Regions from separate parts of the Homo sapiens genome. Here region 1 is linked to region 2. A link is an interaction called in ENCODE POLR2A ChIA-PET data of the cell type or tissue named here. Cell type or tissue: MCF 10A. All regions are shown on one strand. Each heading gives the region's core, and the rest is flanking DNA. Links, peaks and the distances in the headings are about the cores only. Region 1 holds the start of LOC105377142 (a long non-coding RNA gene). Region 2 overlaps SLC25A26 (solute carrier family 25 member 26).

Region 1 (16,010 bases), core at 4,762-8,761, 330 kb after region 2:
AATCACGTTGCTTAGAGTCACTTGAATCAGGATCTGCTGACCCATCTTACTTTTTTGCCCGTAGTGGTGGAAGAGAGAAGTTTCACTGTATGTGACAACTGACAAGTAGGGAGGTGCTTCTCAAACTTTAACATGCACGCAAACCACCTAGGGATATTGTTAAAATGTAGATTATGATTCATTAAGTCTGAGGCAGGACCTCGGAGTCTACATTTCTAATATCTCAGGTGATATTAACATTCCTAGTCCAAGGACTGCGCTTTGAGCAGCAAGTAGGTAGAGGATGCGGGAATAGTTAATACATTGCTGCATACACCAACCAGCCTCGATGCAATGAGGAGGCATCTGCGCTGTTTTAAGGGGGATGTGTATTAGTCTGTTTTCATACTGCTGTGAAGAAATAGTGGAGACTGGGTAATTTATAAACAAAAAAAAAGGTTTAATGGACTCACAGTTCCACGTGGATGGGGAGGCCACACAAATCATGGCAGAAGGCGAAGGAGGAGCAAAGGCATATCTTACATGGCGGCGGGCAAGAGACGTGCCAAGCCAAAGTGGGAAAAGCCCCTTATAAAACCTTCAATCTCATGAGAACTTACTATCAGGAGAACAGCAGCATGGGGGTAACTGCCCCCATGATTCAATTACCTCCAGCTGGGTCCCCCCCATGACACAAGGGGAAAATGGGAACTACAATTCAAGATGAGATTCAGGTGGGGACACAATCAAAGCCTATCAGGATGGAAACATGAACCTTCTAGAAATGAAGATCAGGGAGGAATTCAGTAGACTTTACAATGAGCATCATATCTAGCATCCTTTGTCAGAGACATCAGGTTCACTAGCCCAAAGGACACTCTTTCCTTTCTAAATCTTCAAAGTAGTGACTTTAGAGAAGTAGCTAGTTAAAAGGATGGCAAAAGAGTGCTACTACAGGCAGTGCACATGAGCCTGGAGTCAGACAGCCTAGCTCTGACTCCCAGACCTGCCACACAGTCATCGGCTGTGATCTTCGGAAAGGCGACTTTTCTCCCTAAGCCTCAGTTCACATAACTGGAAAGCAGAGATAATACTCGTAGGGCTGTTGTGAAGACCCCAGAAGGAACACATATAAAGCACTTCATTCTATGCATGGTGCATACTAGTCAATACATCCAAGTAATTTTTTTAAAAAAATTAGAAAACCAATCAATCAGTCAAGAGTGATTGAGTACTTGTTTGTTGGACACTGTCTTGAGGCAGTCCTAGGGAAGAAAGAGTAAGGAAGAGAGAATTAAGAAGAGGAGAAGGAGACACAATCACAGGTCTCAAGTAAATCCCAGAATATACGTGGAGAGGCAAACACATACGCATGTGGAATTATTTAGTATTTCCACAGCAACACGCCAAGACACATCACAAATAGAGTTATAGAGCACACATAAGCCATTTGAAGAAAGCAAATGTTTAAAATGATATCACTGGAGACAGGAAACTGAAGGAGTCCCTAGACAAAGTCAGAGCTGTATTAAGTTTCTTTTTTTAATGTTTCATTTTTCAGCAGGATATTGACAAGAGCTGCTGTCATATGGAAACTATTTTTTAGAAACACCTGGAAGAACTAATTTGGGGGATTGAATTTTTTTTCTTTAACACAGGCTTAACATATAACAAAATACAAGGTGTGTCTGAGATGCAAACCTGGTAAGAGATTAGATCATCAAAGCTAAATTACCTTAATTTCCATATTATTTCTGAGAATAGCTTGAATAGACCTTTTGGGTCACAAGCCACCATTTGTGAAGAACTCATAGACATTTTTGTAAGGCTCACAATATTCAAAAGGCTATTTTGATATTTTTCTCATAAAGACATCTCTGCAAAAAAAAAAAAAAAAAAAATCAAAAGAAGACCAGGAGCAGTGGCTCACGCCTATAATACCAGCACTTTGGGAGGCCGAGATGGGTGGATCATGAGGTCAGGAGTTCGAGACCAGCCTGGCCAACATGGTGAAACCCTGTCTCTACTAAAAATACAAAATTAGCTGGGCGTGGTGGCATGCGCCTGTAATCCCAGCTACTCTCGAGGCTGAGGCAGGAGAATCGCTTGAACCTGGGAGGCGGAGCTTGCAGTGAGCCGAGATCACGTCACTGCACTCCAGCCTGGGTGACAGAACAAGACTCCGTCTCAAAAAACAAACGAAAAAAAAAAAACCACCATAAAACCAATTTAACACTTACTGGTCTAGAAAAATCAGATCTGTTCATATACATGGGTAAAATGGTTTTTAGCTATCCAAAACTACAATTTTTATTCGTGGCATGTGTGAGTGCTGTACAATTCACATAAATCCCATATTTGATTCTCACAAGAAACGTAAGACACAAGGACTATTATCACTTCCACTTTATGGATGGTGACATTGAAACGTAGAGACGTGTAGTAACTTGCCTAAAGTTGCACAGCTAGGAAAAGATGTAGCTGGAATTTGAACTAAGGATTTATGTTGTTAAATCTACTTTCTCTACTATTCTTACCATAGAGCTGTATTTAGCTTCATAAGTGTTTGTTTTGGGGGAAGGTTGCATGTTTCTGATTTATCTTTCAAGAATATTTGCCCAAATCAGTGACTGGACCCAAAAAAAGAGCTGGGATTATGTCTTCGTGAGCTCAATGGATACATAAGAATGCTCTTTTTCAACAGCAGGCACATGCGATCTCTATTTGACCACCTTAATGTGATTCTCCCTAGACAAACTCTTTCCTCTTTATTTTTATTTCTGTCTCCCATACACATTTTCTCAGAGAACAACCCAGTTTACCACAAGCCTGAATGTTGGTGCAAGAGCGTATCTAGAAAGACCCAATATTTGAGAGACTTCATTCTATTTTCCCATCTCCACGTAAGAGACCAGAATGTCAATGTCATGGTGGAGATGGAGGTGAATAGGGGTGTGGTCCCTGTCTATACCTCCAGCAAGTTATGTAATCAATCATGACCCCCAAGATTTGTGACCTTCTTAAGGAAATGATGATGCCCTTCTCATCATTGTACCTTCTAGCACAGTGCCTAGTAGAGAATCCTCAAAAACGATTGGATGGAAACTTGGGCCAGTGTGGATCACTAGAACTTCTGCAGTGATGGAAACATTTATTATTTGCATTGTCCAATATGGTAACCTCTAGTCGCAGGTGACTACTAAGTGCTTGAATTAATGGCTGCTAAGGAACTTATTTTAAATTTTTATTTTAATTTAATCAATTTTTAAATTTGAATAGACCCATGTGACTAGTGGCTACTGTACTGGACAGCCCAGTCCTAGGCTATAAAATCAGGAAAATAATTCCCCATCTGTTTATCTTACAGCTTGTGGTGAGGAATACATGAAATAATGAATAAATTAAAGATAGTATCATATGAGGAAATCAGATGGTTTGGTTTAAATCCCAGTTCCATTACCTTCTATCTCTGTGACCCTTGACAACTTTATTTAACTTCCCTGAGCCTCAGTTTTCTTATGTGAAAAATGGATTTAATGATAACTACCTTTTACAGGGTAGTTAAGTGGATTAAATAATAGGTATGAAAAGCCTAGCACATCACTTGACAGACAGAAAGTGCTCAACAAACTATTTTTAAAAATGAGGGTATTTTGGAATGCACAGAGCTCTGTATAGGGGCGATATATGATTATTAGCAGAAAATGACAGGACCCGTGTTTGCTCCCCTAAACTGTGTCTTCTTCTCTGGAGAGGACATGGCTGTGTTGGCTTCTCCCTTTTCACAGCCACTTTTTGGTCATATACTAGATAGCTCACAAATATCTGATGCTTTAGATGCATCCCTGAAATAATTCTCTGCTCCTGGAATAGCTTGGCTTTCCTGGAGTGACATGCATGCTGTCCCTGTGCCACCGAGGAGGTCAGGATGAGGTCTGCTCCCAGGTCTCCTCTGCCTGCCTCCTGACACTGAAACTTTGCAGAGAACAACTTTGTCTAGACAAGCAGTGGCTCGTCTGGCTGCTGCAGCAGCTAGCATCCTCATTGTTTCTCTCTGTGTTGGCTGCAAATTCCTTTTTCTGTTTATCCCCTCAGGAGCCTAGGCTCTGGGAGTGTAGCATGGGGGTTGGAGGGAGAAAAAGCAGACGTTCCCAAGACTGTCATTGCCATGGGCACCAGCCATGTTTGTGGTGCTGTTACTGATATGGCCCAGAGATGGCATGAACATCAAGTTGTCAAGGACAGCCTACTGGTTCTAGTTACTGAAGCTACCACCAATGTTTTACAGTGGATTCCCTGCCAGCCACCAGACTGGGAAACTTCAAATTGTTTAAAAGAGGCACCTCCTATCCCCCAGCCTGATGCTGGAGCAAGAGAGCTACTCACAGTGCCTGAAATATATCCTGGTTCTCATTTTTCCTCTGCTCTTAACTCTACCCAGAGACCATCGTGCAGATCTATTCTGCAGGTGGGAAATGGAGGCAGAGCAGAACAGACTCGCAGACTTCGATCATTCCTTCAACGAACAGTTGCTGAGGGCAACAATCCCAAGTGCTGACTGTTGCAGAGCGAGTCTAGAAGCCAATCCCTTGGAATCTTAATATATATTGGCTTGTGGCCGGGCGCGGTGGCTCACATCTGTAATCCCAGCACTTTGGGAGGCCGAGGCAGGCGGATCACGAGGTCAGGAGATCAAGACCATCCTGGCTAACACTGTGAAACCCTGTCTCTAATAAAAATACAAAAAATTAGCCGGGCGTGGTTGTGGGCACCTGTAGTCCCAGCTACCAGGAGGCTGAGGCAAGAGAATGGTGTGAACCCGGCAGGCGGAGCTTGCAGTGAGCCGACATTGTGCCACTGCACTCCAGTCTGTGCGACAGAGCGAGACTCCATCTCAAAAAAATATATATATAGATATATATATATGTGTGTGTGTGTGTGTGTGTGTGTGTGTGTATACATATATAGATTTGTTTATTTACAATCTGCCCCTGCCAATAGAATGTGAGCTCGTGGAGCTCGTGGAGCCCAAGGATTTTGTCTACCACTGTAACCCTAAAGCATGGCATGTAGATAATCCTTAATCAATATTTGTTGAATAAATGAAGGACTACTCTTTCCTCATCGATGAGTCTTTTAAACAAAACATGTACTTAGAAAGCCCGTGACTATAGCTCTTCTTCCAAAAGTACCAGCTCTATTGATGTGGCAAACACATTGACTCACTGACTCAATATTTGATAATCATTTCCCTCCTTCCTTCCATCCCTTCCTTTCTTTCCTCCATTCTTCTCTTGCTCACTTTTTCATTCATGTAATATTTATTGAACATCTATGATTGGCAAGGCACTCTGTAGTGTACATCAATAACACAGAGCCTTCAACACATTTGTCTTTGCTTATCTAGTGTGTTTGGAAAAAAAGAAAAAACAGAAATAGAGACCTTTCTGTTGTGTGAAGGATGAAGATTTATTGGTGCTTGGAGAAATTGTTGAAAGATGGAATTAAAACTAGAGACACAAGTTGAACTAGGCAGTTTACAGCGACATCCTGAAAATCACCTAAGGGAAAAATTGTAAGGCTGGAAGGGAAGATATAGTCTTACTGTGATGTTTTCATGGTAGGAATATTTCCTGGACTAAATCACAGGTTTAAAACACACAACACAAATCCATTCTACTGCAAAGACAAACTTAAGTTCATACGATGTCAGCTGGCAGTATAAATAGTCTGGAATCTGGGGTGACAAAGATACAGAGTACATTGGTCTAAAGCAAGGGTCAGCAAACTATGGCTCATGGACCAAGACTGGCCCACAACCCATTTTTGTAAATAAAGTTTTATCGGAAGGCAGTCATGTTCATTTGTTTATAAATTGTCTATGGCTGCTTTTGTGCTGCCACAGCAGACTTGAATAGTTGTGACAGAGACCATATGACCTGCAGAGCCAAAAACATTTACTCTCTGGACTTCTATAGAAATTTACTGATTTTGGTCCAAAGCAAAGATCCTCTCATGCCAAATGAGATTCTTTAAAAGAAAACAAGTCTGGACACGGTGGCTCATGCCTCCCTCACTTTGGGATGCCGAGGTGGGTGGGTCACCTGAGATCAGTGAGTCTCTCACTGAGGTCATGAGTTCAAGACCAGCCTGACCAACATGGTGAAACCCCGTCTCTACTAAATACAAAAAATTAGCCGGGCATGGTGGTGTATGCCTGTAATCCCAGCTACTCGGGAGGCTGAGGCAGGAGAATCGCTTGAACCTGGGAGGCAGAGGTGGAAGTGAGTCGAGATTGTGCCACTGTACTCCAGCCTGGGCGACAGAGCAAGACTCTGTCTCAAAAAATAAATAAATAAATAAATAAATAAAACAAAATAAAATAAAACAGTCCTCACATTTAGCTTGGTATATTGATGTTTATACACCTGCTTTCCCTACCAATGAAAAGCAGTCCACAGTTCATATCATTACATCATCAACCCCAATATGTTATTGTTCTCTCTTTCTGCAATAGGGCTACTAAGCTAATGATCTGAGATAACTTTCCATAAGTGAAATACTGAACGGTCAAAGTATTTTTACTCTAGGCTTCCCAGACCACTGCCCTTTTGTTGTCTCATGCCAGAGCTGGATAAATAATCAGATCAATTCATGTTTGCATTGAGGCTTGATTTGGCATACGGCAGCCTTATAACTGAAGATTTCTTCACCTGTGCTTGCTTTGTGGTTACAGATCTCAAAATGCCCATAAACTTGATTAAACTTGTCCCTTGTATGCCTCCTCATTTCACATGCAGATTGTTTGTGATTCCGAGTTACATAATTCTCAGTTTCTCAATAAAGCAACCAGCAGGTGGTATGCCTTTTTGTTTGAAGAGTTACCTCCCTGTGTAAAAATGTGGAGCCAGGTGTCTCTCACTGAGTTCAACGGATCCAAGCATTTAGACCTCCTAGGACTTTCTTAAAACCTAGCCCTGATTTTTTTTTTCATGTAAAATAAATATTTTGAAAGAGGGACCAAAGCATTTGATCATTCTCTCTTCAGTTACTGCAATGCAAAAACTGAAAAATGGGATCCTTTTCGCTGTTCTGGTAATAAGACCTTAGTGAAAGATAATCATTTAAACAGCAGTTTCCAGATACACATTTACTATAATCCTCACAATCCAATAGAGTTATTTTTACGCTTTTACAAATGAGTAAAGTGATGCTCAGAGTTCCAGTAATTTACCTAAGGACACACAGCGATTAAGATAGAGGGTCCAAACCTATACTCTTTCTACTCTGCTATTCTTCCCAAGAAAGGCATGGAAATAAGGACTACAGAGTTCTCTGTGATCATTACCTACAGAAATGGTGGATTTCTCTACATTTCTTATAGTCCAGTAGGTACAGAACCCTATTACTAATGAAAGTTGGTTTACCTAATCTTAACTAGTATGCAATGACCAATTATTTTTGTTGTTATTTCAAATGAAAATGAAGATGGTGGACATTTGGAAGGTGATGGTAGAATATAGAAGAAAGAATAAATTAAATTTCATTTTCACTGGAGAAGCACTATAAAGGAATAAGCTAGATCTGAATGAGAAGGTGAGGCATAGTCAAAGTTACCTTTAAGAACACAAACGTACTTAGGGAGGCTGAGGCAGGAGGATTGCTTCATCTCAGGCATTGGAGACTAGCCTGGGCAACATAGCGAGATCCTGTCTCTACAAAAAACTGAAAAACTAGCCAGATGTGGTGGCATGTGCCTTAGTCCTAGCTACTCAGGAAGCTTAGGTGGGAGGATTGCTTCAGCTTGGGAGTTTGAGACCAGCCTAGGCTACATAGGGAGAACCTGTTGCTACAAATAATGATAATAACAATAACAAGCCAGGCATGGAGGAGTGCACCTGTAGTCCAAACTACTTGGGAGGCTGACGCAGGAGGATTGCTTGAGCCCAGGAATTCAAGGCTGCAGTGAGCTATGATCATGCCCCTGCACTCTAGCCTAGGCTAAAGAGCAACACCTTCTCTCTAAACACACACACACACACACACACACACACATACACACAAGCAAACATTTTTTAAGACAAGGAATGTTTATTAATTGACTCTTACCTAAAGCTTGTTGATAGCTTTTCTATAAAGCCCCTCCTGTCCTGTTATCCCTGTTGCCTGTTTTCTCATTCATTCACCCATTTATTGAGTGCTGACTAAAGGCCAGGCTTTATGTGAGATCTTGGGACTATCAGGACAATATGGCCTGTATTTGCTCTCTGGAATCTTGAATTTAGGGCCTCCATGTTGAAACCATCCTCCTCATTTCCCCACTGATGAAGACAAAGAAGGCTAGATGAAGAACTACTGAAATACAAACACAAACAGCATGGCACATAGAGAGAAGCTTGTCCCTCACTTTGAAGTTTTATCCTAGAGATTTTCCACAGGACATCTCTTTCTGTCTCATCATGGGCTCTTTCTTATCTCCTGAGCCCTTAAAACCACAACTCCAAGTTCAGCTTCTTTTGATCTGCGGGGATATAGGTTAAGAAAGAGATGGGGAGTAGCTGCTTATTTCAGCTTCCCAGGCAACCCAAAGGCAGGGAGAAGACGCAGAAATAAAATATTGCTGCAGCAAGTTAAACCTGCACTCTCCCTTCTAGGCAGTCATCCTCATTTAAGGGTCCTAGGAAGATTGGGGTCAGTGAAGATGATATCCTAAACATCCAATTCTCATTAATAACTGAGACCATTTTATTAATCCATTCTTTAAAACCTTTAAAAACGTATATTTTAAAAATAATACATGCTGATAGAATGCACAACACCAAGAGTGGACCCTGATGTAAACTATGGACTTTAAGTGATAATGATGTGTCAATGTAGGTTCATTGATTGAAACAGATGTACCACTCCAATGGGAATACTGGCGGTGGCGGAGGCTGTGCATGGGGCAGTTTGGTAGAGGGTATATGGGAACTCTCTCTACCCTCTGCTTAATCTTGCTGTGAACCTAAAACTGCTCTTTAAAAAGTCTATTTTTCAAATGTCATACACATTCATAGGCTCATTATAAGAACTTTAAAAAGTTGTAGGAGAATACAAAGAGAAAGGTAAAAATCACCCAGCATTCTTCCAACCCTAATGTGAGATGAGTAGGATTAATGATTTAGTAAACATCGGCTGGGTGCAGTGGCTCACATCTGTAATCCCAGCACTTTGGGAGGCCGAGGCGGGTGGATCACAATGTCAGGAGATCGAGACCATCCTAGCTAACACGGTGAAACCCCGTCTCTACTAAAAAAATACAAAAAATTAGCTGGGCATGGTGGTGGGCGCCTATAGTGCCAGCTACTCGGGAGGCTGAGGCAGGAGAATGGCGTGAACCCGGGAGGCGGAGCTTGCAGTGAGCCCACATCGAGCCACTGCACTACAGCCTGGGCGACAGATCGAGACTCCACCTCAAAAAATAAATAAATAAATAAATAAAATAAAATAAAATAAAATGATTTAGTAAACATCTCCCAAGGTTTCTCTGACCTTACCCATACGTGTACAAATTTCCATAAACAGGGATCATGTGTTTGTCTATTTGTGTTTCACTCAGCATGTTTTCCTGTCTATTAGTATTGATCCACATGGTTTTTAATAAGTTCATAGTATTGCAGACATAAATGTGCCATAATGTACCAAATCATTCTCTTATTTGATAGCCACTTTGGATTTTTGCTCATACAAATAATGTGACATGAATGTTTCTGAACATAAACCTCTTGCCTATTCCAATATTCTTTGAATCTGTGTATCTTCCCAGTCCCTAGCATGTTTTGGAGAATGTTCTGAACTAAATATTCTTAATATGAATGTGAGGTGGTTCTTCTTTACACAAAGTACACATCTAGGCAGAGGATCTTTATTAATTCTACTTCTGACACTCCTATTGGAGAAAAAAGAGGAAGAAGATTTGACTGTGTGATCACATCTGTAATGTCTTTAGTCAGGGCCTTGCACATAGTATGTGCTCAATAAATAATAGCTGTGACTATTATTGTTGTTGATGTTATTTCTTTTGCTTGGTCCAAGTGTCCTTCCTGAAAAAGACCTGAACACGGCATAGGGTGACCTGAACAACAGAAAATGTGAAGAAAACTACATTTGTAGTCACTAAAAGTTTCTGACTCTGGCTGTAATTGTCAGTTGTAGAAACAACTAATCACCCAGAGAATGCAGTTCACTCAAGCATCCTCTTTAGACATACAGTGCAATGGCTGTGAAACGGAGACACAGACCACATGTTCCATGGAAGCCATGATAATGATCAGATATATTTACTCATTTGTGATGAAGAAAGGGAGCACAATTTTTCTGGCTTTTGACACATTATTATCTCGGTTCCAACTTTCTTATCCCAAGGAAATAGTAAGACATGTTGGACTTTTATCAATGGCATTCCCTGTCAGATCCTGTGGGCTACCACTCCATGTTGGATCACTCCCAGAGCCTTCCACAAAAGCCTCTAAAACTGTCTGCTTTAAACCCTTCAATTATAAAGCAGTTAAAAAAACAAAACCCTCAGACATAACTGCTTCTGCCTAAATCTACCATGCTGTTTGTAAGACTGTATGTTTATGATATGATTTTGAACATCATCTTCAGGAAAAAATTCTTACTGGTTTATGCTCAGATTTATGGGTCTATTCTTTGCCCCAAGGTGAGATGAAAGCAAAATCAATAAGGTTAGTTTTGGATTGCTTGAAGTAAGTAACACAAGCCAATTTTCAGTAACCTCAGATCAGTGAAGTAGGAGAAAATTAGATAAAGAGAGAAAAATCAAGAGGGCACGCTTGTGTCTCTAGGCACATCATTTGTGTCGATGACAGAATTCATTTAAAAATTATAAGCAATCGTGTTTTAGTAGCATTAGAGAAAACAGCATAGGTTGTATTAAATTTGATACTAGAAGTACTAGAAATAACAACAAAAATGTTTTGCCCTGGCACCTCCCTGACCCCCAATCAGTAACCAGCCTCATTAGTCATGGCACCTCTCACATGAGGCCCCTATCACCGCTTTCATAAATATAGTAAGATTCTCTGAATCAAAATCCTGTGTTGTCTCAAAAAATAATTATAAATAATAATTATGATTATCATTTATTGAGCACCTATTGAGTACCTGGCACCGTACTAGGTCCTTTGCACATATGAGTCAATAAAAATTTACTGAGAGCCTACTATGTGCCAGGCATTATTCTCCATGCTAAAGATACAGCAGTGAACAAGTTACACAGAGTTCCTGCTTTCTGAAGGCTTCCAGTCTGAGACAATCAATGAGCTTATGAACAAACAAACAAAGATAGTAAGTGCTATGTAGAAAACTGAAATAGGGCAACATGATAGAAAGAGATTGGGTGGTCTCTGAAGGCAGTATATTTAAGCTGAAATCTTAATAAAAGGAGGAGCTACCCCATTGGGGATGAGTGGGGAGAATTTAATCCTCTTGACAATCCTATCAGTCCTATTCCACAGAGGAGGAAAATGAAACTCAGAGGGGCTAGATCACTTCTCCATAGCAGGCCTGCGATACACAGACTGCTCCCAGTTTACAAATGCCTCTCTAAAGAACTCACACTGAGTGTGGGCTGCCACAAGGCGGGAGGGAAATGGAGAAGACAGGTGATTTGGGACATGTAACCTCAGAGTTTATTATTTCAGGTGCAACCAGCCTGAGTGAAATAAATTTGGAGAGGGAGAGGGAGCTGACTTTTTGGTGAGCATCCAAAGAGCTGGTCTTGTTGGAGAATAGGGAATGCCCAGCATCCACATGAGCAAGGCCAGGCCAGTGTTTGATCCTGGCTCTCTTGGGGCTGCCACCTTTCATTTCCATCGCTGGAGGTAGATGCTGAACATCACATTTAAAATCAATCTCCTCAAGAGAAGCAAACTGTGAAAAGCTTTTTGGGGGTGCCATGACCTGCTTACTTTGGCTCATTAGCTTATCATTGCAAAATATGAAAAAAAATTTCATTGGACTCCAAGTCTCACATATTCTGGACTTGCTGGCCAACCCTGCCTTCTTTCGGGGGTGTCTCTGTTTTCTGCAAGCTTCTGATCAGGGATTTATGATGACTTAGATGACCACTTCAGAGCGGGAACTTGTGTTTTTAAAATAATCTTTGTATCATCCATGTCTACTTGAGGATTGGGTATAGAATGGTTTCTCCTCACATTCTGAATACGTGGATGAGTGAATCCAGGTTCCAGCAGGAATGAGAGGCACGTACCCCTTCAGTCTCCTCATGCATGTCTCATGACTGGCCACAATTCCCAAGGTGATGATTTAGTTCCTTTCGAGGGTGACTGCTTCCTATTAAGACACAAGGAATGGCCTCCATTTGTTGTCTGTGTATTAAAAATAAATACATAGGCAGGAAGATTATCCTTTATAGACCACAGTTACACATTCTTACCTAATCCTCATTTCTTGATTTGGCGAATCATCGTACTTTGAGGATCTGGGACTCCCGCATTATGGAATCTAGGCTTCTTCATCTCCTTCTTCTGGAGTCAATCTGCTTTCATAAAAGGGAGATCATTCCTGTTTTCATAATAGGTAATACCCAAGTACTGTAACCTGGTAGTCCTCAAAATGGCTCTGTAGCTTATATATGTGCATGAGTATGTCTGTGGGGATGTGTGTGACTATATGTGACAGTGTGTGAGTATATGTGACAGTGTGTGGTTATGAGCTTGATAAAAATGAAGATATCTGGATGCCATCTCAGTACTACTTAACCTCAGTTCCTAGCAGGGATTGGGGGACAGATATCTATATTTTAATAAGCACTGCATGTAATTCTTAAACACATTCAAGTTTGAGAATCTGGTCCAGGAGAGTGGTTTTCAACACTGGAAACATACTAGAGTCTCCCAGCGAGATTTAGGAAATCTTGATGCCCAGACCACACCCGGTTGAATCAAATCAGACGCTCTGGGAGGTGGAGCTCAGGCATCCATAATTTTCAAAGCTCCTTGAGTGATTCTAATATGTAGTCAAGACGGAGAACTTCCTTTCAGCATAGCTTGACATAAAAAAAAAATTCAATATAGGGAAGTCAGGCCTGAATCAAATCTATGAGAGTACCTTACTTCAAGTTCTCAAGAACTTCCCTTAGAGCATTAGTGATACTCTGTTCTTTGATCAGAAAGATAACTTTACTGAACAGGTAAAACTCATATGCCTGCAGCCAGCTTTACTGCTATGCTCAATTGAGAAACTTGCTAAAAGCCAGACTTCTGGGACCTACTTATAGACATGGATTGATTCATCAGGGGCCGCTGGGGGGAGGGGGGGGGACAGTGGGCAGCGGGGGAGCCTAGGAAATGGTGTTTTTAACAAGCAACTAGGTGATTCTGATGCAATTAACCCTTGGTCTAAGTCTCAGAAACAGTACCTTAGACTAGCCCTTCTCAATCAGGGGTGACTATCCCCTTCAGGGGACATTTGGCAATGTCTGGAGACACTTTTGATTGTCACAGCGGGAGTCTGTGTGTGTCTGTGCTACAGGAATCTGGTGAGTCAAGGCCAGGGATGCTGTTCAATGTCTTACAACCCAAAGGACAGCCCCCCAAAAACAAATAATAATTATCCCGTCCAAAATATCAAGAGTGCCAAGGTTGAGAAACTCTAATCTCTCTTCTCAATCAACTTCCTTTCTGCTAGCCTCAAAGAAAGGCATCACCCTCTTTAGAACTTCCACAGCTCTTTCTGGTGTGAAAAATCACCTGTGTCTGATTCATCTCCCTGACAGAAGAAAACCCTCCTCAGGCCAGGATCCCCGCTTCATTCATTTCTGAGTGTGGCCTCATTTCTCCTCCAGCACACAGTCCTCCCTCCATAAATATTCCAGCCATTTCAAACAAAATGAAAATACCCTTCAGGACCAATCACGAGATGGCTTTGTGATTGGTAACCATGCATACCCAGTGTCTACAAGGAGAAGGAAAACCCATGGCCGGGGCTCATTTTCAGCCTAAAAGTTGAATACAAATCTACCAGCCTTCATCTAAGAAAATGGCTCTCCATATATATTTTTTTCAACATTCATCAAAAATTCCAGTGGCTTCTGGGGCTGCTTGGGGTCTCTAAAGGGCAAGTCAGTTGTGTGAACACGAGGACCACCCACGGAGCTCAGCCATCACGCAAGGAACCTCGTTGGCTGTGTCTACTACAGTGTCCGGCTACCAGTTGGCAACTATTAAGTGGTTCACTTGGTCCCTGAGCCAACCCTGAATTCCAGAAAGTCAAATCCAGCAAATAACTTTACACAGATCTGTGAGGGAAATGAACAAGGGAACAGTGCTCCCCATGGCTCTAAAAATAACCAGGTAATTACCTCTGAAGATCTCTTAAGAAGATGCACTTAACTGCACAGAATGAAGCAGCAAAGGCCTCATTCGTTTGTTGATAGGAGCTGTCTCTATGTAGTCAGCCAACTTTGGAGTGTTGGAAACCCAATCAATATTTGGGTACTATGGAGTTACTATGCTACTGGGCTGATCATAGTTAAAAACAAGAAACTGCCCTTAGTGAGGCTGACCTGACCACATTTTTTACTAAATTGATCATGCTAGTTTTCCTGACTTTGATTTTTGTTCTGATTTTAATGCTTGGCATGAATGTTGTGGTGAAAGGTATCCACTAATTTTTACTTTATGTGTTGGAGAAATGTATCAACACCATCAATTCTTTAAATGCTACTTTAAAGATATTCCACCTCCAGCAAGACTGTTGAATGCAGAAATGGAATATATCACAGATTGGTGGTGAGGTTCCACCAATTTAGCAATTTTTCTCCCATGGTTAATCACCCACAGAATACACTGGTCTTTCTCTTCTTCGTGTTTTAATTTGCAGTCTTGGCAATATATGCTAAAATGACTTGGAGTTATGAAAAGTATGAAACAGTGTTTGTTTCAAATAGTTGGCTAGGTGCTTCATCAGCCGGAGGCCTAACACAGGTGTGAATATTTGTTTATAATCCAAACACAGCAAAGTACAGTCCCATTTTGCACTCCCTTTTTTCCATATAATGCTTTAAATATTTTCTTCGTGATGGCCAGTGACTTTGTTTAACTTTAAAAAAGGCTGAATGGAAAGAAAGGGCCTGGTGACTGGAAACTGTTTGTACAAGGGCCTGCAGTGAGTGATGCTAAGCTGAGCTGGGCGTGGAGCCCTGACATTTTGTCAGCTCCCTCAGGAGGCAGATGTGATGTCCACGACTCACCTGTCAAGTGCTGATAGAAAAACAACTCTGTCCTAGGTAGCCGTTAAGGCTACATACACGACCTCTAACCCCAGGACCCCTTCTGGAGTTTTCCACTGGGTGTCAAAATCCTTTCAAATACTTCCAGCTGGGCATCTCCTTGAAGTATAATTGCAGCTCAGCATTTTAACACTGGGTCCTTGCGGAGGGAATTTCTCTGTCTTTTATTTTCCCCTCCCCCACGGTAAGGACCAGTTCTGACATCTCACTGGTAGCAAGAGAGAAAGGTTGCCCTCATTGTTTAAAACAGCCTTTGCCTCCCAGTTGAATCCAAGTGTCCTCCTGAAAGTAGAGTATTTTTGAGGCCACTCGAATTCCTGTTCTCATCTCAAACTTCTGAAGCCCTTCATGCATCCTGCATGACAATAAATTTTTCCATGCTCTGGGGCCCAGGGTCTTCCAAGGGCTTGTTTTCATTTCTCTTTTTGCAAAAGAGGCAACAACAAAGAGGAACTCAGATGCCCTGACTCCAAGATTCAGTGTTTAAAAAAATAAAACAACAACAACAACAAAACCTAGTAATTGAATTTCAAGACAATGTGCAAGTCTTTTGATCTCCATTTTCTCCTAACATGATAGAAACCCCCAAAATTATTTTTTTAAAAAAGAAAAAAAAATTGGGGGAAAACCAACATACGATGTAGCTCAGAGAAAAGAATTCATGGCTAAAGCAATACATTTCTCACAAATGGAAATGTGCCTCTTCAATCAGCAC
Region 2 (16,010 bases), core at 3,822-7,821:
AAAAACAGTCACAGAAAAACCTGGGTGGCTGTTGTGAACAGAGGTCCCAGGCACCCTCAGCCTGAAGGTATCTCTGCCAGCTTCCTCTGTGCTCCAAGCACACAGCGCTGCTGCCACCTCCTGTCTCCTCCCCGGGGCGTGCACTAAGTTTACTAGGTACTACTTGGGTTTTCCAGCAGACACCATCTCCTCACCTTAGGATGGAATGGTGCTGCCCTCTCGGGGTCAAGTCAAGTGGCGACCACTTTTATCTTTCCGTGTGGTCCACGCAGGTGAAGACCTTGTTCTGGCGCATATGGGAGTACACATATAAACAGAAATATATTACTAAACAAACACCGCGTGTTCATTCAGCCCCGTAGCCAAAGGCAGATGGGGAGCCTGCCCACCCCGGATGGCCCCTTTCTGGTTTTCTTCACTCATCAGCTGGCTTTCTGTTTTTGTTGACTGTGCCCTTTATGTAGTAGCTGCCACTGCCGCGAGCATCCCTTTCTGTCTGGCATTGTAAGTGCTTACGTTTGCTCTCATTTAATCTGTGGGCACTAGAACACGCTCCTGCTCAACTCAAAAGTCTTCACCTGCGAGACTGGCTGGGGCCCTCACTGTACAAATTACTCCACGTTAAGGCCGTAATTACGTTAATAGATTCAGTGGTCATCTGTTGAAACCATAAACTGCTTCCATCTGTGTCTTGCCAGGAGCAGCTGAGCTTGTGAGTGGCAGAAGCTGAACAAGACACTGGCGTTTAGAAATAAGTAAGGTAGTAAAGGTGGGAGAACTTTGTGGCCAGAGTGGTCTCCCACAGCTCGGCATCTGCTGGCCGCCTGTCTAGCACTCTTTCCTTCGTAAGGTAGGAGCAGGGAGGCTCATCTGTCTTTCAGGCAGGAAGGACATAGTGGTAATTTATAAGTTTCTGTCCTCACCACCCACCCTTTGCATGATGCTGATTTTTTTTTTTTTTTTAAGCAAGTGTAGTTTGGTTTTCAATACAATTTTCATGGTTATTTTTGGACAAGTAATCGTGGTCCTTAATTTTATGTGCAGTATTGTAATGATTTAAACCCATAGCTAGCTAACTAAAAAGGGCCCACAAAACTCTTCTTAAGTGTCTCATTTTCCTTAGAAGTGCCAAGTGCTGCAAACAGAGGGAGGCTGCTCAGCCTCCCCCAACAGCTCAAAGGTGTTGGGAGAAAGGATGCAGTCAGGTGCTGGGAGCAGCCTGCAGGGACCGTCTTCCTGCCATGTTTCTCTCCAGGCCACCAGCTTGCTTGTCATGGAGGCTTTTCCTGTATCTTAAAGGATGCATAGCTACTGTTGGCATACTTGACCATTTTCAGTTTTCTTCCATAGACCTGACCAGAAGTCTTTTCACTGGCATATGCACTAGTTTTGCCTTCATTAACTCTTTCTGCTTACAGAAGTAATACAGGCATATTTTGTTTAATTGCACTTCTCAGTGCACTTTTTTTCCAAATTGAAGGTTTGTGGCAACCCTGCGTTGAGCGAGTCTTGCAGAGCCCTTTTCCAATAGCACATGATGACTTTGTGTCTGTGTCACATTTTGGTAATTCTCACCTGTCAAATATTTTCATTATCATATCTGCTGTGGTGATCTGTGATCAGCCGTCTTCGATGTTACTGTAATTGTTTTGGGGCATCACCCACTGTGTCCACCGAAGACGGCAAACTTAATCGACAAATGTGGTGTGGGTTCGGGCTGTGTCTCCAACCAGCCATTCCCTCTCTCTCTCCCTTAGGCCTCTATTCTGTGAGACACAATATTGCAGTTAGGCCAATTAATAATCCTCCAGTGGCCTCTAAGTGTTGAAGTGAAAGGAAGAATCACACCTTTCTCATTTTAAATAAAAAACTCGGGCCGGGCATGGTGGCTCACACCTGTAATCCCAGGATTTTGGGGGGCCAAGGTGGCAGATGGCTTGAGCCCAAGAGTTCAAGACCAGCCTAGGCAACATGCCAAACCCTGTCTACAAAAAATACAAAAATTAGCTGGCCATGTTGGTGTGTGCCTGTAGTCCCAGCTACTTGGGAAGCTGAGGTGGGAGGGTCACCTGAGCTCAGCAGGTAGAGGTTGCTGTGGGCCACGATCGTGCCACTGCACTCCAGCCTGGGTAACAGCAAGACCCTATCTCAAAAAAAAAAATTAATTAATTAAAAATAAAAGCTGGAGATGATTAAATTTAGTGAGGAAGGCATGTGGAAAGCTGAGATAGGCCAGAATCTAGGCCTCTTGTGACAGTTAACCAAATTGTAAATGCAAAGGAAAAGTTCTTGAAGGAAATGAAAAGTGCTATCCAGTGAATACACAAATGATAAGTGTAACAGCCTCATTGCACATACGAAGAAAGTTTGGTCTGGATAGAAGATCAGACCGGCCACAACATCCCCTTAAGCCAAAACCTAATCCAGAGCAAGGCATTAACTCTCTTCCCTGAAGGCTGAGAGAGGTGAGGAAGCTGCAGGGTTTGAAGTTAGGAGAGGTTGATTCATGAAGTTTAAGGAAAGAAGTCATCTCTGTAACACAGAAGTGTAAGGTGAAGTGGCAAGTGCTGATGGAGAAGCTGCAGCAAGTTACCCAGATCTAGCTAAGATCATCGATGAAGGCACTAACACTAAACAACAGATTTTCAGGGTAGATGAAACAGCCTTCGATTAGAAGAAGATGCCATCTAGGACTTTCCTAGCTAGAGAGGAGACATCAATGCCTGGCCTCAAAGCTTCAAAGGACTGGCTGACTCTCTTGTTAGGGGCTAATGCAGCTGGTATCTTTAAGTTGAAGCCAATGCTCATTGACTCTTCTGAAAATCCTAGAGCCTTTAAGAATGGTGCTAAATCGACTCTGCCTCTGCTGTAGAAATGGAACAACAAAGCCTGAGCGACAGCACATCTCTTTACAGCATGCTTTCTTGAATATTTTAAGCCCACTGCTGGGACCTAGTGCTCAGAGGAAAAGATTCCTTTTAAAATATTTCCGCTCATTGACAGTGTACCTGGTCACCCTGGAGTTCTGCTGGAGATGAATGTTGTTCTCATGCCTACTATCAACATCCATTCCTTAGCCTGTGGATCAAGGAGTTACTTTAACTTTCAGGTTTTATTAAATTTCATAAGGCTACAGCTGCATCAACAGTGATTCCTTTGCTAGATGTGGGCAAAGTAAATTGGAAGCCTTCTAGAAAGGAGTCACCATTCTAGATACCAGTAAGAACATTAGTGGCTTCATAGGAGGTCAAAATATTGACCATGCTGGGACTTTGGAAGAAGTTGATTCCAATCCTCATGGCTGACTAGTGGAGGGAAACACATACTAGATGTACTGGAAATGGCAAGACCACCGTAGTCAGAAGTGGAGCCTGAAGATGTAAAGAATTGCCACAATCTCATGATCAAACTTGAACGGATGAGGAGTTGGTTCTTATGGGTGAGCAAAGAAAGTGATCTATTGAGATGAATCTACTCCTGGTGAAGATACGGTGAACACTGTTGAAATTACAATAAACGATTTAGAATATTTCATCAATTTAGTTGAGAAAACAGTGGCAGAGTTGAGACGGTTGACTCCAATTTTGAAAGAGGTCCTACTGTGGGCAAAATGTATTGTGTGCTACAGAGAAATCTTTCATGAAAAGAAGAGTCCATCAATGCAACAATTACTATTTTTAGAAATTTCCACAGCCACTCCAACCTTCAGCAGCCACTACCCTGGTCAGTTAGCAGCCATCATTCAAAGCAAGACCCTCTATCAGCCAGAAGATTACAATTTACTGCAGGCTCAGATGCTCATGAGCATTTTTTAGCAATAAAGCATTTTAAAATTAAGGTATGTACAATTTTTAGACATAATTGCTACTGCATACTTAATAGACTGTAGTAGAAACATAACTTTTCTGTGCCCTGGGAAACGAAGAAATTTGAATGGCTTGCTTTATTGCAATATTCACTATTATGGTGGCCAAACTTGGCCTGGGACCAAACTTGAAATATCTCTGAGTCATGCCTGTACTCTTGGTGAAAAGGTTCAAAGGTTATGGAAGCGTGGGCCAGGAATGTGTCCTATAATCCACAGGCAGCAGGCATTCAGTTTAGGGCTTAAGACACATCCCTGGCTTGCCTTTTAGATATGGAATCATAGTCCTTGGACTTAGTTTTTTAAACCTGTTTTGTAATTTTTTTATGTTGGCATCTGTAGATTTCCTCATCTTTATCAGCTACATAATCATCCACTGTATGTTTATACTGTGCCATAACTTATATCACCATCAGCAATGCCACAATGAAAATTTTTGAACAAATATCTGAGTAGGTATGGGGAGGGGGGGCAGTTTTAAAGAATGAATCCCCAATTTGTATCCTCGTGGCATTGTAGTTTTACTTTGCATTGCTCTGATTATTCTACATTGCACCTTGGCTGGTTAGCAGCACCTTCTGTGATACCAAGGGGACTGTGCAGGTGGAGGCATGCTGCCCCCTTCACAGCCACAGCCCATTTGCCTTTCATGCCTTTAGACAGAAAAGGAACACAGGGAATCCATGGAGGTTCAACTCGTTGTCGTGACGTCATGTTTTGGGGTCTCGAAGGACAAAATGCAACTGAGTCAGTGGGTGGAGCGGCAGCATTGCCCAAAAATCTCTTCACTGAGCAACCCCTGGAGATCACTTTAGAGGTGTGGGCTGGAAGTGCCTTCCAGCCTTACCTAGGATTCAGCTCTTTAACACCTTTTTAAAAAAAATCAATTTCATGTTTCAAAGGGAAAAATGGCATGAAAGTTTTAGAACTACTGTTGGGACACAGCTATTACTTGCCTTATTTGGGAGCGTTCACAAGCTGTTTGGTAGTTAGCCACTAATGAGCATGGTGTATTGAGCTGAGCAAGCTGTGGGTATTGGAATTTAACCTTTTTTTAAAATACGCACAACATTAAAAATCCTGTTTTTTCCCCTAGATTATTTGCAGGTGTCTTCCCTCGAATGGCAGCCATCAGTCTGGGAGGTTTCATCTTTCTGGGGGCTTATGACCGAACGCACAGCTTGCTGTTGGAAGTTGGCAGAAAGAGTCCTTGAAGCAGAGACAAGCCTCACCTCCACTTCTGTCAAGAGAGGGGCCTGCAGTGCAAACCCTCTTCCGCTGAGCAGCTGTCTGAACTATAGGCCCCAGTGCTGAAGACCAGTTGTGCTAAGATACCGGCATGGAGATTGTGCCATCCGTGGTATAGGCTGGCTGGTATGAAGTCATTGGCCTGTATGCCAGAGAGCTAAGAGAAGAAAACGGGGTCTGTGGCGGTACTCTGAACAATTTCCTCAGAACCTCTTAATAAATAAGTTTGGTAATGCTGAGGCCAGGCCTTTTAGAGCTTTCATTTGATCTGTATCTGATCTTTCATTTCCTGCCACCTGATGGTGGATTCAGCAGAAGGCAAGATGGTTATAATTCTAAAAGAATAGCTTGTTTGTTTGTTTGGGAAAAGGAGACTTGGGGAAGAGTTGTGTATGTGGGTGTTTCTCCCCCTAGTTAATTCCTGTTGTGTAAGGGTAGGCTTTGTTGAAAAAGAAAGAAAGATTGAACTACAGGTGCATAGCAAGCACTCTTTCTGGGTAACTAGGCTGCTGGTTTTAATTACCCTCAGATTTCACCCATAAAAACGCACAATTGTATTATTTTACAGAGATGTGTCCAGCGCCCCCTGTGGTGTGTGAGAGAAAGCAGCTGCAACTCAAGTGACTAGGTGGGCCCAGCTGGCTTCGTGCAGGAGGGCACGGTGGGTGAGCCATTCTCGCCATTCTCATGTCAGACTGAAAGGAGGGCCTGGGCCAGCTTTGAAAAGGCAGGATGAAATGGAAAGGTCACCACACTTAGGGATTTTAGACCTTGACTAACAAGCTCCAGGTGTAGAAAAATTCAAAACAAAATGTCAGGAATCTAGCAGTGTTGTCTGCCCTGGAGCAAACAAACAGTATGTGATTTTGCTTCGCCTATTTTTTTTTTCTTTTTTGGGGGAAGATAATTAAAGGCAGAATGACTGCGTTTGTAAAAGAAGGACCACCAACTATACTGACATTTATAAATGAACCTTTATTAAAGACACTTCAATGCCATTTGTTAGACACTTCAATATTTTACATGGTTTTCAATGTACACTGTACCAAAATTTCTATAAATAAATAACTTTGTACATAAAAGTAATACTCCCTCTTTCACATTGCCTCTCAGAAGCAGCAAATTCACATATTTTGTGGAAGTAAGATTAGTCAGTTAACTGTCAAGAACAAAATTCTAAATGTGCTTACCTTTTGAACAGTGATGACACCTGACAGTAATTGTTAACTATTTTCTCAGTAACTCCCTTCAGCTTTTGGCCAAAGGAACATTTGAAGGACCTTGTTTCTATTTAAGTTTTACTAAATGACACATTGGCACTCATAAGATGGTTAGCTACCAGTCTCAAAAGTGCAAATTATACCCAGAACCCAGGTCAAGGGCTGTCCTTTCCAGTCCCAGCTCAGTTTCATCTGTGCGAAGGAATGGCATGGACAGGCCTGCTCTGGGTCCTTAGTAGAAATAAGGTAGCCCTGAAAAGTCAGAACTTCCTCCTTTCTGTCCCCCAAGGCCAATGTAATACTCATTATATTGGCAAAACGAAAACATCAGTATAGAAAAATCCACAGGTACCAACACCAGCAGCCTTTACCTTAATTTAAAAGTCTCAAATAGCAATCGAATGATACTGAGAAGGCCACATTTGCTTTTATCATAAAATAAGAGGAGGAGGAAAGGCAGTGTTTAACTGTTCTGACCTTTTGCTTGTGATGGATTAACAACCCTCATTCTACGCCTTACAGACGGACAGATTCTACGCCTTACAGACAGACAGGACTTAAACCTAAAAGGAAAAGCCATTCACTGCAAGTGTGGATGGCACTTGCACCCCTGGCTCTACAGACAGGGAAGCCTGTTGCAGGGGCATCCACACATGAGCAGTGCTCACCTGAAGCTCCTTCCGGCGCATGTGGAGTCCCACCGCACAGCAGCCTAGGGGTCTATGAAGTGCAATATAAATCCAAGGCCTTCCATCCTTCCCACCCCGCACCAAAAACTCCTGTGAACAAATGTGGTTGTAGCCTCTATAAATTCCAGCCATGCGTTAAGGCACCAGAACTATTTCCCCACCCCCTCCAAAATTAAACAGCAACCTGATACGAAAAATAATATTGTCAAAATTGTATAATTTTTTTCTGTTAACCATGCACTAAAGATTAAAATAGCCTCTGTAAAAGATATATATGAAATCTCTGAAAACTCTTATGTACAATGATATCAAATACTTTTTTTGCCTTTTGTACACAAATCCCCTCTTGCGTTTACTGTGCTTCAGATCCAAGTCCTGTGAGCGACTGATACTCCACATGGGAGTTACAACTATGTACAGATGAGTGACGCTTGAACCCAAGCTTCCTCGCAGCCTCTCCTACCTCTCTTTCCCGTAGAGATTGGTATGACAAGAACTGAGGTAGACAAAACCTAGCTTTTTGGTGCCAACAGCAGTGGCACCCTCTGTTTCCCGGGGAGCTGTCCTGTCAGTGGCGTGGACTCGGGACTGGCGTCACATGCTTTGGGGAGGTGGCCATTGGAAACAAGCAAGTACTGGGCTTCCGCGCGCTCTGGACTGCCTGAAGTTAATGAAGATGCAGGCTGTAGCTCTGTGGAGTCCGGGTGATACAACCTTGCTAAAGTCCAGGAAGAATCCCCTACAAGGAAAGAACGAACCTGTCAGACCCCCACTTGACCGTTTAAGCAGCTCCCAACCCACCTGTTAGAAGACAGTCAAAAGTTACCTTTCCCATCTAGAGATGCCATTGGCTTTTTCTTCACAGCCGTCAGCATTCTATCGTGGTTACTGGGGTAGAGCGACCCTTGGCACTCGGGGCAGGACCCAGCGGCAGTCCTGCTGCACTGGTGATGTGGAGAATGCTCTTGGTCACTCCCACCCGGCTCCGGGCCATTTGGCGCACTTGGCTGTGCGCTGTCTCTGGACACAGGCTGGGGGTGGAAGGCTTGTCCCCTGGAGTAACAGTCCACTTCGGTGTTGCAGTCACTGCATACGACCCGGCCACCGTGTTCTGAAGGACAGCGCCAAAGATGGGTTAGAGTCACTGCTGTGGGAGTCTTCGTCCCCACACAGAGGACAGGCTGCTCAGCTCCACTGTGCAAGGTGAGAACCCTGACTGCAAACACTGTATGCATGCTTCCTCTTTTCCCCAACTATGTCCCCAGAGAAAGGACTGGGCAAACACCAAGTCACTCATGAACTGTGGGGTCTTTCGTGTTTACAGTGAATTTCATAGACAATGTAGTCTTACTGCTTCACGGGGGAAAAGCCATTAGCCTTAGGTACCATGCAGTGTTGGGTCTTTTCAACAATTAGAAATAAGCCTCAAAATAGCCCTGGTGAAAAAGTGCTGACTGAAACTCTATACTTCGTTTGTGCCTTGCCCCTTATTTAAGTTGCTTATACATCTAGAAAATTCATGCTCAGGCTTACCATGGCGTAGATTTATTTAGGAGAAACTATCCTGGAATTAAGAGAGCCAGGCCTGAGCTTCCCCTGTATATACTGAATACCAAATTTGGAGACAGCTGTGGACTAGGAATGTGTCTCCCCCTTTGATGTAGTGACTAGGTCAGCCCAAATTTCCATTTCAGAAAGAAACTACTTCCAATGGGAAGCATCTCATACCCATCTTATGTGGCCCAGGTGTCCCTTCAGCTTTCTCCATCGCTTTCCACGGCTCTTTGTGATACGCAGACCCAGCACAGAGCTTTGGCTGCCTGCAGGCAACGCTGTGAGTGTCGGGCTCTGGAAAGTGGCTTGCATCTCTTGGACACACACCTGCAAGTGGATTCCAACACGATTAGAAACTCTGGGCTTGGTATTTCACAGTAAGCCTTATGAAAGGAATGAGCAAGGCCGCTAGAACAGTCATTTTTTTTAAAAAGTTCTTCAGAGCGGTGGGGCTGCTGGTCTGGCAAGCAGCGTGTTTTCTGCTACTACTTCCCAGCAGGCAGGCTGGCCTTGTGAAATGAGCAGCTGTCTCAGGGTGAGCCTCTACAGTCTCAGGCAAGTGCTCAGAGGCCCCCACCGTTGGAAGTACCTCATCCTGGTGACAGCTTTCCAGTGTAAGACTGGATCACAGAGCAGACCTGGGCACGTTCCCCATGTAAGGAATGGGTTGGCTGGGTTCATGCACCGTAATGCCCTTTCCAGCTGCTACTCCAGGCAAGCCTACTTTATCCTGCCAGGGAGATGCTAAGCCCAATCCAGTGGCTTCCTGAGGGGACAGGACTTTAAAACCTTGCAGAACTCATGAAGACTGGGTCCAAAATAGCAGCCCTTAGTCATACCGCCTTCTACTTCACCAAGTTTGCCCCATCTAATGCCAGGTACCTGCCCTGTAAAGACCTGGAGGCCACCTCCAGCACCCAGAGACACAGTCACAGCAGAGCTCTGCTTCACAGTTACTGAGGCCTTACCATTGCTCTCAATGTGCCCATTGGCCTGAGGGCCACCCTCGGTCCTGACCACGGTTTCTTGTCGGTCAGAAAGGGTCCCCTGAGAAGAGAGGTAGCTTGGAACATCTGGTGGCACGACGGTTTCATCTGCAAGGAGACAGAACAAATAGAACACCAGGGTCTCAGTGACAAGAAATGCAGACACACGTTCACTGTCAAGCTCAGAAAGGGGATCCTCCCAGTGACGACCATCAGCGCTGTGCAGAGAGATGACATGGAGTCCATGTACGCAACAGGCCCTCCCAGAGCCTGCTCAGCTTTACTCTACACCCAGCGTGAAGAGCGCAGCCAGCAGATGCCAGACGCCACAAGAAGTGGAGACCAGTGATGGAAAGCCGGGGCTCACAGAAGTACCGCACTGTTTCAGGAACAACCTACTACGTGGCAGCAGGGCCTGTGCATAGGCGGCCTCTGAGTTAGCAAGGAGAGGGAAAACTGCATGGTGCGTCAGTTACTTGTATTTGTGAGTATTCCTGTTTAAGGTTAAATTTGAGAGTATTCCTGTTTAAGGTTAAGTTCCTCAAAGTTAAAATGGAATTAGTGGGACTAAACCCTCAGGAGTTCTGAACACAGTGCAATTCTTTCAAAAGCCACTGGAACCCGGCCCAGTTCCCCAGCATCACTGCCATTCCTCCCTCCTTGAAAGTCAGCTCCGCTGGCAGGGCCTGACCTGTGTTGGTGACACTGTACTCTTCACTCTTCTTCCTGGTCTGGTAGATGATGCACACCCAGACCAGTGACGTCAGGACGATGCTGCTCACGACAGCAATGGTGAAGATGCCTACCGTGGTCCCATCCTTCCTGCAGCCTGCTGCGGGCAGGACGCTCAGCTGGCTGTGAGCTCGCTCCGTGCCCAGGGTGTTGGACATCTCACAGGTATATCGGCCCGCATCCTCTGCCACCACGTTCTGAACCACCAGGAGCTGGTTGTCAGGGGTCAAGTGGTGCCGCTCAGTGAGGCTCAGCGGGCGGTCCCCCTTGAACCAGGTGATGCGGGGCGGAGGGTTCCCCGTGGCTTTGCATTGGAGGGCCACTGTTTCTCCCACAGATACCACACGGTCTTCCAAGGGGACCACCAAGGATGGGGTCTCTACAAGAGAGCAACAGAGATCTTAGTCATTCTCAGGGCCTCCGTTGCTCTGGCTCTGCCCGGTCTTCTGGACAACGGACAATCCAACATATCAATGAGATGCATCTGAGATTCTGTCTCAGAGTGGCAAGCTTTGGAGAAGACCCTTCAACTCATTGACTGAGTCATCTCCATGCTGGGAGTGGCTTCCACAGGGACAGTGAACCTCTGCTGACAAAAGCCCCTGCTATTCCCTAACTGTCCTGTGTCAGGCCTGTGTCCTTATTCTTGACCAAGCCCACATCCATCCTGTCCAATTCTTAAAATGTTCTGTAGCTCTTGACCAAGCCCACATCCATCCTGTCCAATTCTTAAAATGTTCTGTAGCTAAACCCTATGAAGACTCTTAATTCACCAGCTATCATTTCTTTTAAAGAGATAGAAACACTTGTTTAAGAAAAATTAACTCAACTCAAAAAGCAGCCCCAAATTTCAAACAGGGTCGAAAGGCCCACAACGCATACCACCCCTGGCCACACAGAGCATTTGAGAGTCTCTCTCTCTCGCTCACACACACACACACACACACACAGTAGAGCAATAGGCAAACCTAGGACAGTCAGGGTGGCATTAGCTGAAATAGAACCGGCTGAGTTCTGAGCAGTACAGCTGTAAACCCCTGCGTCATCTATTTTCACATCAGTGATGAAAAACACGTCGTCATCCGGCATGACATGCATGCGTCGCTCACGGGCAGCGGGGAAATCCGTGCCTCCATCCTTCTGCCAGGCAATCTGAGGGTTTGGGTGACCTGTGGCAGCACATTCGAGGCGGGCCATGGTGGTGGTCCGGATGGTTATGTCGTGGGGCGTTTTGGTGAATGATGGCAACACTGGAAAACATACGTATACAGGGTCGGGTTACGGGACAGCTAGATGCAAAACCAGGAAGTCCTCTGGCAAACACCTACCTGTCACTGTGCCCAGTGCCAGTTCACTTCTTTTCTCCCAATGTCTGCCCAGGACCACTCCTGCCACCTGTGAATCAGGAACCCCCAGCTTCTCCCACCACAGTTGGAACACTTCCATCCCATCAGCCTTGCATTGTACACCCTAGGCTGGCTATAGTCCCTTCAAAGCAAAGGCTTTTACTCTACATGGCAGTGCCTATACGGGAGTTGCAGGGGGTGCCCATCCACACTAGGTAGGCCTGATGCTTGCCTGCTTTACCCACCAAGAGAGAGGCTGTGGAGATGGAATTACAGAGGGAAGGTGGGCATGCCTCCACCTTGGGAGAGCAATGGGATGGCTCATCCGTTTGGATGGGTGTTCATGGGATGAATGGGATGGCTCATCCATTTGGATGGTTGTTCACCCAGGCTGTTCCTGCCCACTGCCGTATACCCAGGCAGGAAGCATTCAGCTTGCTAGCTTGCTCAGCCTAAAGATCGATGTCCTGACAGAGTGGGACGCATCCAGCCACGTGTCAGGCACCACCAGAGTTCCTGTCAACGTCAATTTTGGGGAGAGTCTAACAAACAGCTGAGTCTTTCGGAAGCTGTGAGGACTTGGAATAAGCCAAGACAACCCCACTACAGTGTGGTAAAGAAGGTGTTTCGCTGTGATCTGTGGGGGCTTAAAGAGCAAAGCAGATCCACCATTCTGATGATTCTCAAGCCAATTCTTTTTAACTAGAGAGTTAGTAATCAGGATAACCCCATTAGGTTACTGGGGTGGGACAGTAAACTCTTCAAGCTATCTACTCCCCACCCCCCTCCTCCAAACACACAATAACACATGGTCCCCTTGACAAGCTCCAAGGCTGGTTAATGAGTAAAAACCTGTCAACTGCCAGGACACTGTGTCTTTCAGGCCAGGGCTCACACCAGCCTTGCACTCCACAGTCTCTGGAGCAGTAGCTAGCCTCTGACTCCAATGCTGTGCCATCTACTCAAAGAACAGCAGCTTCCCCAGGCTAAGGGGTATTTGGAATTTGGAAGCCAGATCTCTTGGCTTATAGAGGATAAGAACTGGACAAAACAAGGCTTAGCTCTCCACAATTTGACTTAATAACTAGTTTTTGTTTTGTTTTTGAGACAGTCTCACTTTGACACCCAGGCTGGAATGCAGTGGAGTGATCTCGGCTCACTGCAACGTCCACCTCCTGGGTTCAAGCAATTCTTGTGCCTCAGCCTCCCAAGTAGCTGGGATTACAGGCATGTGCCACCACACCTGGCTAATTTTTGTATTTTTAGTAGAGACGGGGTTTCACTATGTTGGCCACACTAGTCTCGAACTCCTGGCTTCAAGTGATCTGCCCACCTCAGTCTCCCAACTGCTGGGATTACAGGCATGAGCCACAGCACCCGGCCAATAACTAGATTTTTAAAACTCACCAAAAACAAGTAACTCATTGTGAATAACCCTTGAAATCTGCAAAACTTGCTCTGGGGCAAACCCAGGCAACAATAGGATTTAACAGTGCCCCACAGAAGCATGTGTGTGTCCTGTCTCAGTCATCTCTACATGGAAAGCTGAAAGGGCAATCAGGAGTGTGCTTTGTAGGATTCTGGTACTATAACAAAGATGGTGTTTCCATACCATTCACGGTGAGCCTGGCCTTATGTGAATAGGTGGAGCCAAAGTGGTTGGTGATGACACATTGGTAGCGGCCCTCGTGCCCGAAAGTGACCTGACGGAGGTGCAGGATGGTGGTGTACTCCATCACTTCCCCGTCCTGCGCGTGGACGTGGACAAAGTTCTCCATGTCTGCATTGGTCAGGACTTCATTGTCTTTCTTCCAGGCAAAGGTCATGGGGGAGCTGCTGCTGCTGGCTGCTGAGCATGTAAACCGGATGTCCTTGCCCACCATAGCCATGGTGGTTTCTGGCTGGGTGATGATCTGTGGCTTCAGGAAGTCATCTGGGGAGAGAAGGGTCAACTGTAAAGCGCTGGGTTCTTGGTACACAGAGGAACCAGCTGCTGTTCATGCTAACAGAAACTGACACAGACACCAAGCAGGAACCAGAGCTTGAGGTCCCTGTGCATCCTCAGCCCCACCAACCAGATGCCGTAAGAGTTGCACCATGGACATCTGACCTCATCTAATTAGAAGTCTGTGAGTACTGATCACCTTTATGATCACACTCCTTGATTAGAAATTAACCCACCACTTCTCAGTTCTCAAACCAGCCAGCCGGCAGTTTCCTTAAGACAACTGGCTCTGCCTGCTGACTTTCACACAAAACAGTCAGGCACCACTGGTCATGACTGCAGAGATCTTACCCACAAACCTTACTCCAAAAGGAGGGGGTGTAAAACACTTCCAAAATGTCAGAATAAGGACCTCCAAAAATCTGCACCTCCATTAAAACAAGGAAAACACCTGGAAAAATGGTCAAAAGCAACTTTTTCAGAATTCTGGAAAACCAAAGGCTTACAACAATCCATGGATTGTTGATTCAAGCAAATAGCAACATCTCAGAAATGTGAGCTTTGTGGTATTTTAACTTATCCAAAGCCCCATTCTTCCCTCCCCAGCTCCATGGTAGCCTTGAAACCCAGCAGCCTAGCAACCACTCAAGGGTCAGAATGGGCTCCCCAAAAGCCCCATCCTCAGAACTGACACCATGTGGCCTATCTGGCAGCAACACGGAAAGCCCCATTCACAGGATTTGCATTGATTTGCCCTGATCTAGTTTGCCGAGCAGGAGAAGCCCTAGCCCCAGGGCACATGACTACAACAATCAGTAGCCACTGTTCAACAGCGCAGCTGTCTGAGGGGACAATACCCATGGGGCAAACAAGCAGCTGGCCAAAAAACTATAAAGGAAAATGTGGGGAATACAGTGTTAATGGTGGGCTTTGAAAAGGTCCAATACATTCCTGGGGATCTAGACAGCCACATGCAGGTGCAAGGCCATGTGCACACCCAGGAAAGACGTGAGGGGGTCCTCATTTGTCACCTGTGGCTGAGCATGACTGTCTACACAAATAGGAAGTGATGGCACACCCCAACACAAACACACAAGCCGTCGGTAAAGGATAGGAGACAGTGGTTGTGGTGACTTCTCTGTCCAACCATTAGCTAACCACTAAACTAAACAAGCAGGGACTTAAGGGGACGGACTTTATATAGCCTTTGTCCAGGAAAAGTCACTAGGCAAGCTGTAACAATAAACAGCAACAGCAGCAAATCCTGGGGGAGGAGAAAGGGAATATCCAATTTCCAGAGTTGCCACATTATTTTATTTTAAATGCCCAATTTTCAACAAAATATTATGAAACACTCAAACAGGAAAAAAAGCAGTCAACAGAAACTGTCTCTGAGGGAGCCCAGACTTAGATTCACTAAATAAACTTTTTAAATCGGCAATTATAGGCATATTCAAACACCTCAAGGAAACCATGTCTTAAAAAAAATATCGAAGGATAGTGGCCAGGTGGGGTGGCTCACGCCTATAATCCCAGCACTTTGGGAGGCTGAGGCAGGAGGATCATGAGGTCAGGAGATCAAGACCATCCTGGCTAACATGGGGAAACCCTGTCTCTACTAAAAATACAAAAAAAAAAAAAAAATTAGCCGGGTGTGGTGGCAGGTGCCTGTAGTCCCAGCTACTAGGGAGGCCGAGGCAGGAGAATGGCATGAACCCAGGAGGCGGAGCTTGCAGTGAGCCAAGATCACGCCACTGCCCTCCAGCCTGGGTGACAGAGCAAGACTCTGTCTCAAAAAAAAAAAAAAAAAAAAAAAAAAGGATAAAGTATGAGAAAATTTTATAGCAATAAAGAGAAATTATAGATATGAACCAAGTAGAAATTTTGAAACTTAGAAGTACAATAACTGAAATGAAAAATTCACTAGAGGGGCTTGACAGCAGAACTGAGCTGGCAGAAGGAGGGGGCAGGGAACTTGAGACAGTCAACTGAGATTATGTAGTCTGAGAAACAAAGAAAAAAGAATGAGGTAAAATGAAAAGAACCACAGAGACTTGTGGGACAGCATCAAGCACAACAACATACAAATCATGGGAGTCCAAGAAGGAGAAGAAAGAAAAAGGAAGAGAAAAAGTATCTGCAAAACAATGGCCCCAAATTTGATGAAAAATGTGCAGCCACACATCCAAGAATCTTAATGAACTCCAAGTAGAGTAAATTCAAAGATCCAAACGCAGATTCATCATAGTCAAGCTGTCAGGTGCCAAAGACAAAGAATCTTGAAAACGCAAAAGAGGAGCAACTCATCACATTCAAGGGATCTTCATTATTATTAACGGCTGATTTCTTACCAGAACCCACAGAGAACAGAAGGCAGTAGGAAGATATTCAAATTACTGAAAGAAAAACGTTCAACTATGAATTC

What was found. Peaks named below come from ENCODE experiments on the same cell type or tissue, not always from the same donor. Only the 100,000 strongest peaks of a DNase experiment are listed, where the experiment ranks them.
Region 1: POLR2A ChIA-PET joins it to region 2 with 5 read pairs; 3 of 35 experiments call an interaction of 5 or more read pairs at or near these places.

What each region holds. Positions count from the first base shown.
Region 1 is chr3:66,705,691-66,721,700 of GRCh38, forward strand. It overlaps LOC105377142 (a long non-coding RNA gene), which reads right to left and starts at 12,541. Exons shown (of 3, transcript XR_940935.3): 1 at 12,440-12,541; 2 at 12,254-12,336. In MCF 10A, for the core only: no CTCF peak of the experiment used is centred there; a DNase peak (open chromatin) is centred at 6,791.
Region 2 is chr3:66,372,729-66,388,738 of GRCh38, forward strand. It overlaps SLC25A26 (solute carrier family 25 member 26), which reads left to right. Exons shown (of 10, transcript NM_001379210.1): 10 at 4,962-6,195. The coding sequence ends at 5,079. LRIG1 (leucine rich repeats and immunoglobulin like domains 1) reads right to left here. Exons shown (of 19, transcript NM_015541.3): 13 at 13,253-13,573; 14 at 11,263-11,544; 15 at 10,254-10,673; 16 at 9,545-9,670; 17 at 8,751-8,903; 18 at 7,849-8,133; 19 at 6,069-7,761. The coding sequence ends at 7,535. Among named protein-coding and RNA genes, the nearest start is that of LRIG1, 120 kb to the right of the region's middle. RefSeq lists enhancers at 9,967-10,468, 10,469-10,968, 13,415-13,514, 13,975-14,144, 14,155-14,234 and 1 more. In MCF 10A, for the core only: CTCF peaks have their summits at 5,693 and 5,893; a DNase peak (open chromatin) is centred at 4,023.